Regions from separate parts of the Homo sapiens genome. Here region 2 is linked to region 1. A link is an interaction called in ENCODE POLR2A ChIA-PET data of the cell type or tissue named here. Cell type or tissue: MCF 10A. All regions are shown on one strand. Links, peaks and the distances in the headings refer to the core of each region. The heading gives the core; the rest is flanking DNA.

What was found. Peaks named below come from ENCODE experiments on the same cell type or tissue, not always from the same donor. Only the 100,000 strongest peaks of a DNase experiment are listed, where the experiment ranks them.
Region 2: POLR2A ChIA-PET joins it to region 1 with 5 read pairs; 10 of 35 experiments call an interaction of 5 or more read pairs at or near these places.

What each region holds. Positions count from the first base shown.
Region 1 is chr2:191,695,030-191,697,631 of GRCh38, forward strand. LOC124900605 (a long non-coding RNA gene) reads left to right here. Exons shown (of 3, transcript XR_007088697.1): 3 at 513-2,602. Among named protein-coding and RNA genes, the nearest start is that of NABP1, 18 kb to the left of the region's middle. In MCF 10A, for the core only: no CTCF peak of the experiment used is centred there; a DNase peak (open chromatin) is centred at 1,162.
Region 2 is chr2:191,605,667-191,608,706 of GRCh38, forward strand. No RefSeq gene overlaps it. Among named protein-coding and RNA genes, the nearest start is that of NABP1, 71 kb to the right of the region's middle. In MCF 10A, for the core only: no CTCF peak of the experiment used is centred there; a DNase peak (open chromatin) is centred at 1,615.

The DNA of each region.
Region 1 (2,602 bases), core at 87-2,586:
TTGGCCAGGTGTGGTGGCTCATGCCTGTAATCCCAGCGCTTTGAGAGGCCAAGGTGGGTGGATCACCTGAGGTCAGGCATTCAAGACCAGCCTGGCCAACATGGTGAAACCCCGTCTCTACTAAAAATACAAAAATTTACTGGGCATAATGGTGCGCACCTGTAATCCCAGCTACTTGGGAGGCTGAGGCAGGAGAATTGCTTGAACCTGGGAGGTGGAGGTTGCAGTGAGCCGAGATTGCACCTCTGCACTCCAACCTGGGCGACGAGAGTGTAACTCTGTCTCAAAAAAGAAAATATTCTCTTGGTAACACTATTGGAATAGGAACATTCACTGATGGAGGAAATGCAAAACTGTATAATCTCTGTTATAGGGGAATTTGGCAATTTTACATTTAAATTTGCCTTGTGACCCAGCAATCCTGCTATATTATTCCTTTCATATTGCTATAAAAAAATCTGAGGCTGGGTAATTTATAAAGAAAGGAGGTATTTTTTTTCATGGTTCTTCAGGCTGTATACAAGCAGGGCTGTTAGCATCTGCTCAGCTTCTGATGAGGCCCAGGAAGCTTTTGGTCTTGGTGGAAGAGAAGAGGAGCCAGCATATTACATGACGAGAGGAAGCAAGAGAGATACCAGGCTCTTTTAAGCAACCAGTTCTCATGTGAACGCATTGCTACTGAGAAAGTGCCAAACCATTCACGAGGGATCCACTACCTAGACCCAAACACCTCCCCCTAGGCCCCGTCTCCAACAGCGGGGATCATATTTCAACATGAGACTTCGAGGAGACAAATATCCAAACCATATCGCCCACGTTTAGGAATGTCTCTCCATGGTAGATGATTTGCAAATAGACGGTGGTATACCCATTCCATGGAAGCAGGGAAATATGTTTGCACGTCTTTGGTTAGTCCTCTTCTTTTCTACTGACAGTGGGCTTGTCCATGTGTCCTGCATGATCAAAATGACAATAGCAAACTTGATGGCCACAGAAGATTGAAAAGTGCTTGGGCATTGAGCTTGCTCTCTCTTGAAGTGCTTGGAGCCCTGAGACTGCCATGAGACCACATAAATGATCACTAGCTAGCCTGCTGGAGGATGAGAGGTCACTTGAGAAACCTTGGCTCACAGCCTGCTTACACCAGACACATGGATGAGTCTGTCTTAGACTATCCAGCTCCAGCTGAGTTGCCAGCTGACTTCAGTCACATGAGTGAGAACAACAGAAGGACAGCACTGAGCTCTGCCAAAATTGCTGACCTACAGAATCTTGAGCTAATGAATGATTGTAGCTTTATGCCATTAAGTTCTGAGGCAGTGTGCTATACATAGCAAAAGCTAACTGATACAAAACTAAAGATACAATGGCACAAACATGAAAAGACATGTTCACCGAAGCATTGCCTATAATAGTTAAAGACTGGAAACGACTCAGATGTCCACCAACTCAGGAGTGGTTGAACCTACTACAGTGCATTCACCCCGTGGAATACTAAGCAGCTCCAACAGGGGTAGGAAATTTGTATACTTTCATAAAATGATCTTTAGGATATATTGTTAAGTGAAAAAAACAAGGTGTAGAATAGTTAATAGAGTATGCTACCTCTTATTTAATAAAGGGAGAATATAAATATGTATTTTGCTTTTATTTAGAAAATGAAAGAATAAGAAACCACTAAAATGATTTTTTAGAAGAAAGCAAGGGGACACAGATGGAAGTTAGATTTCTCTAAATTTACTTTGTTTTGTAGCTAGAACTTTAGAACCATGTCAATGTTTTACACACGTCACACTTATAATCAAGATAAAAAATACTTATACAGTGATGTGTCACTTAATGACAGGGATATATTCTGAGAAATGGTGCCGTTAGGCACTTTTGTCCCTGTGCCAACATCATAGAATATACCTACTGCACACCTAGGCTATATGATGTAGTCTATTGCTCCTAAGCTACAAACCTGTATAGCATGTTACTGTACTGAATACTGTAGGCAATTGTAACAGAATGGTAAACATTTGTGTATCTAAACATAGAAAAGGTACAGTAAAAACACAGTATAAAAGTCAAAAAATGGTACACTTGCAAGGGCACTTACCAGGAATGGAGCTTAGAGGTTGGAAGTTGCTCTGTATGAGTCAGTGAGTGAGTGGTGAGTGAATGTGGAGGCCTAGGAAATTATTCTACACTACTGTAGAATTTATGAACATTTGGGCTACACTAAATTTATAAAAAACATTTTCTTCTTCAATAATGAGTTAGCTCACTGTAACTTACTTTTTAAACTTTTTAAATGTTTTTTAAGTTTTTAACTCTTGTAATAACACTTAGCTTAAAACACACATTGTACAGCTGTACAAAAATATTTTCTTTATGTCATTCTATAAGCTTTTTAAAATATTTTCAAATGTATTTTTTTTTTTAAAGCTTAAAAAAAACATGTAAGAGGCCGGGCGCGGTGGCTCACGCCTGTAATCCCAGCACTTTGGGAGGCCGAGGCGGGTGGATCACGAGGTCAGGAGATCGAGACCATCCCGGCTAAAACGGTGAAACCCCGTCTCTACTAAAAAAATACAAAAAATTAGCCGGGCGTAGTGGC
Region 2 (3,040 bases), core at 212-2,711, 89 kb before region 1:
CAAGCTTTGCCAGTTATCCCAAAATGTCCCTTGTGACTACTTCGTCACTGTCCACAATTCAATAAAGGATACACATGGTATTTTATGGTTGTATCTCTTTAGTCGCCTTTAATTTAGAACAATTTCTTAGCCTTTCATTGTTTTTTATAACCTTAGTATTTTTCAAGTGTACAGGCTAATTATTTTATAGAATGGTTCTTGATTTGAGTTTGTCTGATATTTCCTCATGATTAGATTCACGTTATGCAATTTTAACACAAACATTAGTGAGTAATGCTGTAAACCTCTCAGTGCATCTCCTCAGGAGCCACTTGATGAAGGTAAATCCCTTTATTGGTGAGGTTAACGCTGATCATTTGATTAGGATGTATATTAGTTTCCTAGGGCTGCCATAACAAATCATCACTAACTGGATCACTTAAAAAAGGTATGAAGTTCTTCTCTCACTGTCTGGAGGGCAGAAGTCCAAAAATCAAGGTGTCGCTAGACCCTACACCCTCTGGAGGGTCTAGGGGAGAATCCTTTTTGCGCCTCCCAGCTTCTGCCAGCATTCCTGTGGCTGCATCACTTCATCACTGCCTCCATCTCTGCATGGTCGTCCCCTCCTTCTCTTTGTCCATGTCTTCTCTTCTGTCTCTTGTCAGGACATTTGTCATTGATTTAGAGTCCGTCCAAGTAATCCCAACTGATCTGATCTCAAGATCCTTAGTTTAATTACATCAGCAAAGATCCCCCCCACCCCACCATTTTTTTTTTTTTTTTCAAATAAGGTCACATCCCAGGTCCTGGCAATTAATATGTGGACATATCTTTCGGGGGTCACCATTCAAGCGAGTACATTTGGTGGCTGCCAGCTTGTTTCACTGTGAAGTTATTATTTTCTCTTTGGCATTAAAAAGTAATTTGTGGGAAGACTATGTAAATATTTTATTCCTCATCACAATTCTCACCCATTAGTTTTAGTATTTATTGATAATTCTAATTCAACTGATTTTCTAATTTCATCATTCCTTCTAAATTTTTTAGTTAGCATTCTGTTTTAAGAGCTTCTCTCTCTCCCTTCTTTCCTTCCTTCATCCTTTCGTCTTAACAATATAGACGTATTGATTCTTATTTTATTCGCTGGGTTATAACCTATTATTAGTTTTATTTTCATGATCAAATTTTGCTACACCTGGCCTGCAAGAGTCTGCTTGCTTCTGTTTCCTTTGACGTGATCTCCATCATTTTGAGGAATTTTTTACTTTCTGGCACAAAAAAATGTTCTAAGCTCAGGTTTTTCCCACCTCAGCCCTATTTCACTAAGGAGTCACTGGATTCTTTTAGTGGGCAATAGTGGTTTTTTTGTTGTTGTTTGTTTTTTTGTAGACACTGGGTCTCCCTATGTTGCCCAGGCTGGTCTCGAACTCCTGGGCTTAAACAATCCTCCTGCATCAGCCTCCCAAAGTGCTGGGATTACAGGTGTGTCCCACCGTGCCCATCTTGGCAATGGTATTTAGAAACCAAAATCTTGGTGTCTCAGGAGCTTTTTAGGAAAAAAAATGTTTGAGTTCTGCTTTGGGAGATTGCAATACATATATCCTGGGGCAGGGCCCAGAAGAGAGAGAGAGAATGTGTGTGGGTGTATGTGTAAAGTTCCAGGTTGTTCTGTTGCATAACATTGTGTGGGAACTACTGCTGTAATGCATTTAAACCATGATTTAGCTTGTGCTAATTTTTTCAGTCACACATTTTTCATCTAAAGGGACAAACAACTGTCTCATATCTTAATTACTGGATACCAGAAAACTAAGCAAGATAAAACCTACAATATCTGAAAGAATTTACTAGGTATCAGATGTCAATGATGGATGTTTAAGATAGAAAATGTGTTGCATAATGTAAAATAATTATTGATTATGAAATCAAGCCAAGCTAGATTCAAGTCTAAATGTAATTACAATTTCAATTAAAAGAGAAAGTGGAATTTTTACTTTTAAATTGCATTTCTCTGACTATAATCCCTTTCTCTGTCACTCTCTATCTCACATTATAGAATTCATCACTTTATGGGAAGGGGTGCAGGAAACACAAAGGTTTTCACAATGGAATGGAAAAATAATCTATTTCAATATCTGTGCTTGACTATCTTCAATAACAGATAACTCAGAGAAGGAACAAAATTACTCCAGTGAAGTCAACTGCAATGTTGAATAGCTATATCACATTTTGGTATTGAGCGTGAAAAAGCATTTTTCCTGTATGAAATTTTGGGTTAATCTTTTTTACTTCTTAAAAAAAAGAGCATTCCAAGGTACTAAGATTCATATCTTGGGGAAGAATTTTTTTCTATCTACAGATGATCAGTGAATATACTGAGACTTTGAGTCTGTAACTTTGCCTTAGTAAAAAGGAATATAATATAACTCCTCTTTCAGAAGATAAATTAGAAGAAAATTCCACCACTGCAGTGAGAATTATAATTCTTAGCATTAATAAATAGTAATTGTCATTTTTGAGTATATACCAGGAATTTTAAACATCAACTTTATTTTACCAATAAAGAAACTAAAGTTCAGAAAAATGAAGTAAATTTTCCAAGGTCACAAAGTTAGGAAATGGTTAAGCAGGGACTTTAGCCCAGTAAGGATAGGCTAAGTTATGGTACAGCAACAAACAACTCTCAAATCTCAGCAGCTTATAATAACGAAGGTGTAGCTCACGCTGCATGTACATTGTTGGTGGGCTTTGGCTCCACTCAATTACAGATTCACTAGAACTCAGGCTGACATGAAGCCTCTGTCTGTCTGGAGTTGTAGCAGAGGGGAAGGGGAGCACAGAAAACAACACACTGGCTCTGAACGCTTGTATAATACCTGAGAGAAGGAACAAAACCGCTTTAGTGAAGCCAATAGTGCTGCTGAACAACTAGGTCACATTTCGTTGTTGAAGAGTGGTATTTTGTATTTCAATAGCCAGAGCAAGTTATAGCCAAACCTGATGTCAGTGAGGTAGGGAAGTAGTGTCCTCTGATAGGGAGGGCCAGCCAAATATTTGTGGA